Linked DNA regions of Mus musculus: all the other regions are linked to region 1. A link is a contact called in ENCODE Hi-C or POLR2A ChIA-PET data. All regions are on one chromosome and are shown on one strand. The core of a region is the stretch at or near the end of the contact, and the rest is flanking DNA. Distances in the headings are between cores, read along the strand shown.

Region 1 (4,233 bases), core at 918-3,417:
AGACCATCTGAAACAGAGAGCGGTTCCCAAACAAAGGATTTGCTTGCAAGACAAAGTACTTCAGCTGTGCTTTGGACTCTTTCTTTTTGAACCACATAGATAGTAACTGCTTCAAGGTTGCTGAGTTAAGACCCAAAAATGTCATAGCACAGACAGCAATTTAAAAATTAACTCCTTTCTTCCATCCCGACTCCCATCACCCCAGCACAGCATTCACCACTGAGGCTGCAGAGCAAGCATATTACTGAAGAAAGGGGGTGAAGAGAATTGGTCAGATTTCAGGAGTCGGGGAGAACCTTAGCACCAACACTGGAGGGCAAGCAGTGGCAAAGGAGGCTGCAAACACGTTGTATTTGTCTCATGTCAAGCACGCATGAAAGGCCCTGGGCTCTGAAATGCTCTACAAAGCCTGGAGCTGAGCTTTGAGTCCCAAAAAATAAAACCCAGATTACACATTGTCTTGCCAGGAACCAGTGTCAGACCAGGAAAAGTTGGCCTCATCACACAAAACAAAAACCCAGGGCTCAATCTGTCCCTGTGTCCTTTGTAACAAATTACCTCATTTGAAGGATGACAACAAGAGGGAGTGACCCAGTCTCCTAGGTCTAATCTCCAGTTCTGCCCCGCCCTGTAAGCGCTGACCCCTTCAGTTCCCTTCCATCACACCAATTCTTTTACTACTTCCTGAAACTGAAAGCAGTCTGTAGCTGCCCCAGCTTCCTCATAAGACTACTCAAGGAGGCTGCTTTTTGTCAGCAAGTTGTCAAGCCCCTGTGAGAGACACTGCTGTTCCACGCTGCCTTCTTAGCCCCACAAAATGGCTCCCTTTTGTGCCACTTGGTCGGGACCCCAAGGCTTGGTCACACTCAACTGTGGGTCATCATCAATGGAAAATACATGGCCAGAGAACATGGAACCAAGCCTTTGGGAAGATCAAAGAGATGCCTGAAAGCCAACTTAAGGGACTGTGTGCCACTAGCTGAGACGATGTAGATGGACTCCCTCCGCTGAACAAAATATCTTCACCAAGTTAAGTGAGGGGTAGGAAACGGGTCCCAGTCCAGTCACAGAGCTCCTCCCAAAATGCAGTGTACTGGGGACAAGCAAGATCCCAGCTTCCAGGAAGGGATACTACATACTACTGGAGAGACAATGGATGGCTCCCTAGCCCCGCCCAAGCACAGACAACCTCCTCCTCCAAGAGAAGCCTGCTCTGGGGTGAACTCATTCGGCCAAAGTCAATGGGAGAAGTAAAGAAGGCGACATGGAAGGGCAGAGGTCCGAGGACCTGAGCGCAGAAAACCCATTTGAGCAGGCTCACGGCCCCGCGCATTCGGAGGTGGGCGTGGGGAGGGGGAGGAGACCCGATCTCTCCTTTGTTAGGCGCAGGGAGGCACTTTGATAAGAGAGCTCCTGTCCAGGGCTGGAAGTGGAGGGAGGGGATGACCAGCCCCGCCCTACCAGAGGTGCACCTGCTGCGCAGACACGGACACCCCGGCGGGCCACCACGAGGAAAAGAGCCTGCAGACCAGCCGGATCAGTGCTCAGATTTGCTCGCAGCGCCCAAGGCCGGGGCCAGCACACGCCCGAGCCAGAAGCGGGAGCGCATGGCCCTCATGTGGGACAATGGGCCCAGGGCCCTGCAGGCTCCTTGGGCTCCTGGGAGACCAAGCCCACCATCCTGGACCCGACCAGTGTCGCCGCGGGTGGCTGAAAGAAGATCCTCCCGCACACTCTCACCGACTCCAACCTGCCGTACGGCAAAGGGCCGCCACCCACAGTCCCCCTCAGCTGTCGTTACCGGGGAGAAATGAATAGAAGGGACGACTGGGGCGGGGCCACAAGCCGAGGCAGTCCTGCCGCACAAAGCGGCGCCCACTCCTTACTCTGCCACCCTCCCCCGGGCGCGAGCGCGGTGCTCCCGGCCCGTTACCACCAACGCCCCGCGGTCCCCACAAGCCCTGGAGGGCTCGAGCCCTACCCTGTCGCCTTACCGGGAGCTGTTCCTGCTGTTAGGGTCCACACCCTTAAAGGTAGTGGTAGTGGTCATGGCGCCAAGGGGCGAGGTAGGCTGGCCCTGAAAACGCCAAGGGGGACTGGGACCAACAGGCGCAGACGACTCCAAAAGCTAAACCACCAGGGCTCCACGAGCTTCTACCGCCGCGGGGCTCGCCGGACTCCCATTTTATAGAGCCAATAGGGCCCACCCTCCACATGCCGCCATTGGGCAATTTAAAAAGATCTCTTCATTTCTATTGGTTAGCTACAGTGCTAATCATAGATCGGCGTCAGGACGGGCTGCGCGGGAGACGGCTCGGCCTAAGCCCCGCCCCCTTCCTGTACAGAGAAAGGCCGCTGTGGTCTCCCCTCCTCCACGCCCTCGACAATCTGGTGGTGCTCAAGTGTTCACGGTCACTTTAAAAAGTTACTTGAGGGGCTGTCGAGGTGGCTCATAAGGAAAAGCCCTTGCCACCCAGCATGACAACCCGTGTTCAATCTCCAGGACCCACAACGTGTAAGAGACCCAACTCTCTTTTTTTTTTTGTAGAACATGATTTTAATATTTTCAACTGTTAATACTCAACAAGCAGAATAATTATTTTAAGATATACTTCGTTATTATGTCTTCATTTCTGATTTTATTAATTTGGATACTGTCTCTGTCCCTTATAGTTAGTCTGGCCAGGGGTTTATCTATCTTGTTGATTTTCTCAAAGAACCAGTTCCTGGTTTTGTTGATTCTTTGTATAGTTCTTTTTGTTTCTACTTGGTTGATTTCAGCTCTGAGTTTGATTATTTCGGATACCCAACTCTTGAACCTCTGACCTCCACGCACCCACGCACTGAGACACACACACACACACACATACACACTACCTAGCTACCTAAATAGAAAGCTACCTCAGCAGGATGTGTCGGCACTTCCCTGCAATGCCTTAACTTGGGAGACTGAGGCAGGAGGATCACTTTGAGTTTCAAGCCAGTCTGGTCTAAACAGTGAGACCCTGTCAAAAAGAAATGAGGGGGAGGCAGAGAAGGAAAGCAGGAAAGAGAGAAGGGATGTCGTGTTAAGGCCATATGCTAGTACTGCAGAGGACCTAGGTTCAGTTGCCAGCACTCACAGGGCAGCTCCAAACTGTAGCTCCAGTTCCCTGACCTGGGCAGTTACATGCAGGCACACACATGTACACAACGTAAATCTTTTGCCAGGCGATGTAGCACATGCCTTTAATCCTTTAGTCCCAGCACCAACTCAGGAGTCAGAGGCAGGTGGATCTCCGAGTTCTAGGCTAGCCAGAGTTACACAGAGAAACCGTGTTGGAGAGGGAATTTTTTTTTTTTAAGGTCCGAGGTGGGGGTGCTGCACACCCCTAATCCCAGCACCCTGGAGGCAGAAGCAAGATTTCTTAGCCTCAAAAAGGGCGGGGGGCACACAGTGGTCTACACCTTTGAACCCAGCACTAAGGAGGCAGAAGAGTCTAGGACAGCCAAAGATGTTACACAGAGAACTCCCCCCCCACCCCACCCCCACCCCCCCACCCACCCACCCCACCCACCCTCACCCCTACCCCCCCGTCTAGGAAAAAAAAAAAAAACAGAAACAAATGAAAAGAATTCCTGGATTAGCCTGCGCTAACTGGATTAGCCTGTGCTACACCATCACCCCACATCCCGCTGCCGATGCTTTAGTACCGTCCCAATGTTTGGTTACACCAGCACTCCTCCCTACTCCTGGCAATATAGGGCAGTGCCACTATGCAGGGTAGATGGCTAACAAAAACCGTAAATCCGCTCTTTAACCTGACCAACGTGTAGGAAATAACAATGTTTTCTCCACGCCCCAAATAAGCCTTCAGCTTTCCATGCTTCTGGGTGGAGATGAATGAGACCTTTCACCACTAGGACAATCTTTCTTTCCTTCTTTCTTTTCTTTCTTTCTTTTTTCTTTTTTTTCTTTTTTTGGTTTCTCTGTGTAGCCCTGGCTGTCCTGGAACTCACTCTGTAGACCAGGCTGGCTTTGAACTCAAAAATCCACCTGCCTCTGCCTCCAGAGTGCTGGGATTAAAGGCGTGCGCCACCACTGTCCAGTTTAGGACAATCTTTTTTTTTTTTTTTTTTTTTTTGAGACAGGGTTTCTCTGTGTAGCCCTGGCTGTCCTGGAACTCACTCTGAAGACCAGGCTGGACTGGGAAACCTAATGAAGCAATCTTAAAGAGTCCGTAACAGAAAAAG
Region 2 (4,233 bases), core at 1,041-3,540, 90 kb after region 1:
ATCTGCCTGCCTGTTTTCCGAGTGCTGGGATTAAAGGTGTGCACTACTATGCCTGGCTAAAATAGACTCACTACTTGCTAAACACTAGCTGAATGTGCCAAGCGGGCCTCGAGAGAGAGCTGAAGTCATCAAGAGATGGTTTGTAAGGAAGGATATTCTGAGATAGGTTTGAAGCACATAACTAAGCAAGGGATAAGAGGGCTTCAGGGTTAATGAGAACAGTGTGTGCTGGTGGGAAAAGCATCACCAGGCCATCAAAGGAAAAGGCAGGTAATGGCCAGAGACAGACTGGGAGGAGGGTAGTGGGGTGGCAGCCCTGGAATGGTGGTAAGCTATAACTGCTCTCTTGGGAACAGCATGCAGAGTGGACCAAGGAGAGGCTGCTGCAGTAATTCAGGCAAACCGGAGGTGACAAGGACCTTCACAAAGATGGCACTGACTGGTTCAACGGACTGGTATAAGTCACACTGTCTAGTCAGACGGTGAAATCCCAGCAGTTCTAGATAGAGCAGAAAGAGCAGGCGTTTAAGGCCAGCCTTGGCGTCCTGAGACTCTGTCTCACAAAGACAAAACACCTAAGTCAACCCTGCTTAGCGCAGCTTAGGTCATTTATACTACTCCATTTTTCCTGTTACCGTCTGTGTGGTGAATCAATTCTGCTCTGGCTATTACCCAGTCACACGGTTCCAGGAAAACGGTCTGAGTGGAGGCAGAATGTCCTCTTTGAATTGTGGCCACAGAACCTGTTTCATTAAGTGAGATACTGGGTCTACAATTCCAATTATTTTCATCTTTCAAGAAGGGGAGCTGGGCGTGGTGGTGCACACCTTTAATCCTAGCACTGGGGAGGCAGGGGCAGGAGGATCTCAGTGAGTTCGAGGCCAGCCTGGTCTATACACAGCTGACTGGACACTGGGATCCTTGGGTAAATGATTTTAGCCAATGCCTGTAATCCAGCACTGTACACTCCCCAGAGAACTGTCACATATAGGGAGATGGCTCTATGCCCTGCCCGCAAACATCAGACACTGCAACTGTGATCTTACTTTTCTTTTGGGATGTAGCTTCCCTTAAAGCTAATTTCAATCTCCTGAACAGTAGTTCTTAAGGAAGGCCATGCCTCTAGGAACAACACTCAAGACATCAAAGAGACAACTGTATTCCGTAAAGGATTTCCAGCTCAGGGCTCTACAAAGACGTCTTACCTGATTCGTCTCCATTTCAGAGGCTCTCCCGGGGCTAGCCCTTAGTAAAGTTAATTTATTGACCCTTGATAAGGCGTGATTAACCAGCCTTATTAACCCTTACTAAATAACCTGGATGAACTGTCCGCTAACGTTAAACCTTATTCCTTTGGAGCAATGTACAAATTAGTAAAGATAGCAACACGTCGATATAGCAGCAGTCATTGTTTTTTGAGTTACTCAAGAGCGGGTTATCTCGTTAAAATGAGTGCGTGCATATATGTGTGTGTGTGTGCGCGCATGTGTGTTCCTTCAGTACATATTTAGCACGCTTCGTGGTATATTGTTCCCTGTAGTCGCGCTTTGGAAATGAATTCTCACTTCCAGCATCCTCACTGAGGATGGTCCCACTCTGGAAGCTGCCAGCTGTGTTGTGTGTGCGGCGTGGCACCGCTCAACCCTCCCCGAGGGACCTGTCCAATGCCCGGTCCCAGAGCACAGGCTGGGTGCAGCCCCACCTCAACCTCCCCACGACGCCCGCCTGTCAGCCCAAGGCGCCCGGGTGTCGCTTTCCGGGCCTGCAGGATCTCGCGCTGCAGGTGTCACCCGCGGGAGCCTGAGGACGCGCGGCGGGGAAGGGCCGCTGCTCGCAAGGGGTGTGAGCGCCGGATGCTCGCCGCGAGGCGACGCCGGGTGTGGACTGCCGCGGGCCGCCGCGGCGGAGGGGATGGCGCAGGGAGGGAGGAGGCAGGCCCGTGGTTGGAGGTCAGGTAGAGGCGGCCCCGGATACTCACTCAGCCAGGACTCCAGGCTCTCCCCTTCCGCCTCCGCCATATTGCAGCCGCCCGGTCCGGCCCTGCGCCCTCAAGCCTCGCGAGGTTCTGCGCGAGCAGGGCGGGGGCGGGGCCCGCATGGGGGCCTGAGCGCGCCGAGGGCTGCGGTCCACGGGCGCGCCGGACCGCGTCGGAGGCCGCGAGGGCGAGGATGTGTCTTCGCTTCTTCCTCAGAGGGAACCTCTGAAGGGAAACCCACGCCCGAGGAAAGTGCGCAGGCTCTCATCCGTGTCCTGTCGCTCACTCACGCAGGCGCGCTGTGGGCAGCCCTCCGAGGTCCTGACAGCGGCCAAGATGGCTGCCCCCGCGCTGCGCGCTCCGCTTCGCTGGTCCGGGCTGGCCCTGGGAGTGAGGTGCGCCGTCTGGAACCTTCCAGGGTGAGAAGGCAGCGCGTAGCCGGGACCGCCGCTCGGACCTTCACGGGAGGACCTGGGGAAAGGAAAGAAGCCGCAGGCGAGCTGCGCTGAGTTCTGGCGCGGGAGGGCACTAACTCGGGGCGCCGAGATGGCTGACTCCAGCCATTAAACGGGCCGGTTTGGGGGCTTAGTACCCTGTCCTATGCCTGACAGGCCGGGATGACCTAGATCGGTTCTACCCGGAGCCGAGAGTGCGGCCCTGCTAGAGATCGGAGAACTGGCTTGCGACGGAACAGTGGCCAGTTTCGGGGTGGGGGCTGCCTACCTCTTGGGACAAGGGTCAGAACTGCTGTCAGGTTAGCAGGCGGTCCCAGCGCCACCGTCCCTCGTCAGCGTGATGGCACTTGCGGCTTACTGTTAAGTCAAGCTTGTTCACTTTTGTGGAGTCACAGATTCACCCGTAGGGTTCTGTCTGCTTCCTCCTCGCCCCACTCCCAGGCTCACACAGGTGAGGGGGAGCCGCTATGCCCCCGAATTCCGGGAGCCCTTGATTGACAAGGAATATTACCGCAAGCCGGTGGCGGAACTCACCGAAGAGGAGAAGTATGACCAGGAGCTCAAGAAAACCCAGTTTATCAAAGCTGCGGCCGCGACTGAAACCAGCTCGGTGTTCGCAGACCCGGTCATCAGGTTTGGCGCAAATGCTCCTCTGCTGTGGGCTGGAACTCACCTGGGGCAGTTTTCTGCTGAGGGATCCGGAGTACAGCCCGGGAAAGCTAACCATGTTTTTCTCCTTGAAGCAAATTCACCAACATGATGATGAAGGGAGGCAACAAAGTTCTGGCCCGGTCTCTCATGGCTCAGGTAAGGCCGCTTCTTCCTCTTCAGCTTGTCTTTCTTTTCCCTCAGGCTTGGTGTCTGCGTTTTACACCATGGCTTCAAAACTAGAAAACAGGTTTCTATTCCTGCCATTAAAATTTCCAAGATCTGAGATTGGTGGTGCCCACCTCAAATCCCATCGCTGGAGAAGGCATTTGAATCCAGCACTCGAGAAGCAGAGATAAGTCAGGCCTGCTTGAGCTACAGAGTGAGTTCTGGAACAGAGCTACTTAGTGAGATCCTGTCTTAAAAACAATCAAAACAGAGCCAGAGGTAGGCAGATCTCTGAGTTCCAGACAGCCAGAGCTGTATATTAAGATCCAGTCTTGGGGTGGGGTGGGGGGACAACCTAACAATAAAAGAGGCAGAGTTGGGAAAAGTTTGAGGCCAGGATGGTCAAAAGCTAGTTTCACCCCGGCCAGAGCTACACAGAGTCCCCAGAAGTTTCCCATTCTGTCAACATTAAAAAAAAAAGTTCTTGCCTGGGTGGTGGTAGTTCACACTTTTAATCCCAGCATTTGGGAAGCAGAGGCAGGTGGATCTCTGTGAGTTTGAGGCCAACGTGATCTGCACAGTGAATTCCAGGACAGCCAGGACTACACAGGAAAACCCTGTCTCAAAACAAGAACAAATAATCTCGGCCTGTTCTTGGGGTCATGGTCTAGCAGAGCAGGAGGCACTTAAACTCTGGCTTTCCTGAAAGAGGGTCTCGTGGAACACAGTCTAGCCTGAGCTTGCTGTGCACCTGAGGATAACCTTCACCTCCTGACTCTCCTGCCTCCAGCGCCCCGTGCAGTCATGAGTGTGCAGCACTCCCAGGTGAGCTGGTTAAACTTAGGGCCCGAGCAGCCTCTTCCGTCTCTTGCAGACTCTGGAAGCTGTGAAAAGGAAGCAGTTTGAAAAGTACCGTGCTGCCTCTGCGGAGGAACAGGCCACCATTGAACGGAACCCCTACAGGATCTTCCACGAGGCACTCAAAAA
Region 3 (4,233 bases), core at 1,029-3,528, 74 kb before region 1:
CTCCAGTTCCAGGGGATCTGATGGCTTTTGCTCCCTCTAGGTAACACACACACACACACACACACACACACCCACACCACATACATACATACACACAGTACATATACAAACATACATATACACATGCAGGCAAAATGTTTATACACATGAAAATCGATGCAGTTTAATTTTTTAATCCCCTTGGAAAACAAAAGGCCTTAAAGCTGACAAGTCTGTCCAGGCCAAACTAAGGCAGGACGATCCGACCAGAGAGCACAGGGAGACAAACTATGGGGTAGGGGATGGGGGAGCCGGGCATACTTTTAATCCCATGTATTTGGGAGGCTAAGGCAGAAGGATCATGGATTAAGGTCATCTTTAGATAAGCAACAAGCTCAAGGCCAGTCTAGGCAGCTTAAGTAACCCACTGAGGAGAAAGCTCAGCTGACCAGGGCTTGCCCAGGGCACACAAGATCACAGTTTCAAACCTCAACATCAGGCTCTAGCGGAATCCTGATTTGATACACAATGACGAATGCAGTAGTTAAAACTTTGTATTTTTGTAATTAAACCATTATGTTTCCATAAGAGCAGAACAACGTCATATGTACAGTCTAAACACTGCAGCAGTTCCCAACATATACCAGTCTCCAGCCGGAGCAGAGGCAGGAGGCCTCGTTTGTGTTTATGTGGTGTGGCTCTGTGCAGCAGGCAAACTGCACATGGTATGTTCGGACAGCGGTGAGGTCGCTATTGCTGATGCTACACACCCTGGACACACTCCGCATTTGATTTTAGATTAATTTTTGACAGGTGGGAGTCCAGAAACTTTTCAATATCCAGAGGGTGAAAAGCTGGGTTTTAGTACCCTGGGTTTGATGCTCAGAACCTCAAAGAAAAGGAACTCCAGGGACTGGTGAGATGGCTCAGCAGGTAAGAGCACCTGACTGCTCTTCTGAAGTTCCTGAGTTCAAATCCCAGCAACCACATGGTGGCTCACAACCATCTGTAACGAGATCTGACTCCCTCTTCGGGTGTGTCTGAAGACAGCTACAGTGTACTTACATATAATAAATAAATAAATCTTAAAAAAGAAAAAGAGAAAAGGAACTCCATTACTCTCACACAAGCTTTCCACAAAGAGCTTGCAGCAGACACTGTAGTCAGTGGAAGATGCCTCCTCCGATCCCCACAACAAGATCAAGAGGAGGAGTCAGGCTAGTCTTTTGAAGCAGATTGACCTGACAGCCTGAAGCTTTTTAGAAGCTTTTTTCTGTGGGGTTCAGAAGGACAGGAAGTAAGCCACAAGCCACTAAATCAGAGCAATGGTGACTCACCAGCTTCCCAATCCCTGACTTCTCTTTCTAAGGGTTAGAAACAAAGTAACAGCAACAGATAGAATCTCCCAAAAGACTATGCTCTGGGCTACCCTGGGGATGTAACTCAGCGGTACAGCGTTTGCCTCCTGTGTGTAAGGCCCTGGCTTTGATCACCTGCATGGAGAAGGAGGAGGAGGAAGAGAAGGAAAGGGAAATACTGGAGAGATGGATTAAGAGCATTTGGTGTGCTGGGCCGTAGTGCCGCACGCCTCTAAGCTCAGCACTTGGGAGGCAGAGGCAGGCGGATTTCTGAGTTCGAGGCCAGCCCGGTCTACAGAGTGAGTTCCAGGACAGCCAGGGCTACACAGAGAAACCCTGTCTCGACCAAAAACAAAAACAAAAACAAAAACAAAACAAAACAAACAAACAAAAAAAAGCATTTGATGCTTTTGCAAAGGACCTAGGTTCCAGTCCAAACACTCACACAGGGACTCATAGCCATCTGTAACTCCAGCTCCAGGGGATCTGATGCCATCTTCTGGCCTCCTCAGGAACTGCATGCACGTGGTGCACATACTCTAATGGACAGACAAAACATGCATAGTAGAAATAAATAGATCTTTGAAGAAAAGGAGAGGAGGAGGAGGAAGAATACCAGAATGATGTATGATGCTTGGGTCATTAGTTAGCCCAGATCTTCCTGCTGCTCATTGGCCGTTTTCCCTCTCTGGTCAGAAATATGAACATCAATTGTAAGCGGCCCTAGGTGCTAGCAGCTTCTCAGCCGCGAGAGACATAGATGCTGGAGGTGAGAACCCATACATGGAGGAGTAGAGTGTGTTGGTACTGCATAGCACTGTAGTCTGCCCCATGGGACACCTGTGTCCTGATGACATCACAGGCAGGATGCAGGGACTGGCCGCACCTGAATTATGACATCAGCAAAACTTGCCTTATCCTCAAGGAAAGGGCATCTGGACAGAGAGACCATGAAACAGCGGCCACAGAGAAAGGAGAGAAGACGGCAATCATCGGTCCACAGGTAGGCACAAGAGGATGCGGGACGCCCTCAGAGCTGGTGAGGGAGGCTGCCGTAGGTCCTGGTACCTGAGTCTCTGTGGGTCTTTTCCTTCTTGGCACAGGGCAACAAAATATCTGGCTCTCATGGACATGCAGAAGATCTCAAGTGAGTTCAAGCTCCTGACCTTCCCTCCTAAGTGCCAAGGGAGTGGCCTCTCCCCCAGAGCATCTTGTCCTTCCTTCTGCCTTTCACCACCTCCCCCACAACTGGGGCTGAGACCAGGAAGTAAGATGCTCAGTGCCCACCCACATGGGGGTTGGCTGCCTATGCAGTCCTGGTTCCCTATGGTCAGACATCTGCTTCCAAAAGAAAGATGTAAAAAGGAGTATGCCTATGACATAAAGAACATGCCCCTGATGTGCAAGACCATGTCCCTGGGGTAAAGGGCCATGCCCTGGCCCCCTGCCATGCCCGGATTTTTCTCTGTCTTCTCAGGATCAGCCCAGGACAAACCCCCCTCACAGCTCTCTTCCCAGCCCTCCAGAACCCCGCTCCATCTCCTGATGGGCAGCAACAGCAGTCAGCACATGTTGGAAGACCAAGTCCTCTGTCCCATTTGCCTGGAGGTGTTCTGCAACCCAGTCACTACCGCCTGCGGCCATAACTTCTGTATGACTTGCCTTCAGAATTTCTGGGACCACCAGGCTGCCATTGGAGAGACTTACTATTGCCCCCAGTGCAGAGAGGCCTTCTCCAGCAGGCCCCGCCTCTGCAAGAACGTCATCCTCGGGGAGATGGTGGCTTGCTTCACCCAGGCCAAGAGCCAGACCTCAGGGTCCTTGTGGGGCCTGGCTGGCCCCACAGATGTGCCCTGTGACTTTTGCTCTCCGCAGAAGCTGAGGGCAGCCAAGTCATGCCTGCAGTGTGTGGCTTCCTTGTGTGAGAAACATCTGCGCAGCCACTTTGAGGACCAGCTGTTCCAGGACCACCAGCTGTTGGACCCAGTGTGGGACCTCACGAACCGCTTGTGCCGCAAGCATCGCAAGCTCCGGCAGCTGTATTGCCGCACGGAGGGCAGCTGCGTGTGCGGAGCCTGCCTATTGGAGGAGCACAAGAACCATGACACCACCCCCCTGGAGGATGAACGGGCCCGCAAAGAGGTGAGGTGGGCTGAGGAAAGGGCGTGCTCCAGGCTCTGAGAATCTGTCACATTTCGGGGGGTGGGGATGAACACAGCTGAAGCCAGGTTTTTCTGGCACCTAATATGGAAAGGCAGGAGTTTGAGAGGAGAACCTGTCTGAAAAGATGCTTAGGCAGGGCCGGCGAGATAAATGGATGCTTTCTACCCTAAGTTCCATCCTCAGAATCTACATTTAAGTGGAAGGAAAGTGGGGCGTGGTGACGCGCGCGTCTTTAATCCCAGCCTGTGGAAAGCAGAAGCAGATGGTTGTGAGTTTGAGGCCAGCCTTGGCTATGTAGTGAGTTTCAGGATAGTCAGAGCTGCATAGCGAGCTTTTAAGATTTATTTTTTTTATGTATATGAGAGTACACTGTAGCTGTACAGATGGTTGTGAGCCATCATATGGTTGCTGGAAATTGAACTCAAGACCTTCAGAAGAGCAGTCAATGCTCTTAATCACTGAGCCATCTCTCCAGGCCGAGACCCAACTCCTCAAAGCTGTCTATTGGTGCCCACACGCCCCTACAATAATAATACTTTTTTGAAGTTAGGCAGCTGCTAGCGTGATGGGTTATGTTATGGCACAAGAAAGCATTGGTAAGTTAATAAGGAAGGCTGCAGAACTGCTGGTCAGAAGTCTCTATGAATAGTGAATGATGTGTTGTTATGGGTAGGAAAGATTGTTTACAAGTCTCCCTTAGAGATGCATCCAGGAAACACCTGTGCAGGACGCA

The links. A loop is a pair of places that touch in the nucleus more often than their neighbours do. ChIA-PET counts read pairs that join two places held with the same protein, here RNA polymerase II (POLR2A).
Region 2: POLR2A ChIA-PET joins it to region 1 with 13 read pairs in Patski. The contact joins the promoter of Mrps7 here to the promoter of Jpt1 in region 1. POLR2A ChIA-PET finds 5 or more read pairs at or near these places in 3 of 5 experiments (Patski and embryonic stem cell).
Region 3: a loop to region 1 is called in a map of T-helper 1 cell, with 2.0 times the contacts of the local background. The contact joins the promoter of Trim80 here to the promoter of Jpt1 in region 1. A Hi-C loop is called at or near these places in 1 of 37 maps with a recorded cell type or tissue (T-helper 1 cell). POLR2A ChIA-PET finds 5 or more read pairs at or near these places in 3 of 5 experiments (Patski and embryonic stem cell).

What each region holds. Positions count from the first base shown.
Region 1 is chr11:115,512,226-115,516,458 of GRCm38, forward strand. Jpt1 (Jupiter microtubule associated homolog 1) reads right to left here and starts at 2,168. Exons shown (of 5, transcript NM_008258.2): 1 at 1,995-2,168. The coding sequence starts at 2,050.
Region 2 is chr11:115,601,850-115,606,082 of GRCm38, forward strand. Mrps7 (mitchondrial ribosomal protein S7) reads left to right here and starts at 2,291. Exons shown (of 5, transcript NM_025305.3): 1 at 2,291-2,394; 2 at 2,872-3,063; 3 at 3,174-3,237; 4 at 4,121-4,233. The coding sequence starts at 2,312. It overlaps Gga3 (golgi associated, gamma adaptin ear containing, ARF binding protein 3), which reads right to left and starts at 2,067. Exons shown (of 17, transcript NM_173048.3): 1 at 1,979-2,067. The coding sequence starts at 2,018.
Region 3 is chr11:115,438,267-115,442,499 of GRCm38, forward strand. It overlaps Trim80 (tripartite motif-containing 80), which reads left to right and starts at 2,279. Exons shown (of 8, transcript NM_001033775.3): 1 at 2,279-2,340; 2 at 2,441-2,484; 3 at 2,815-3,479. The coding sequence starts at 2,288.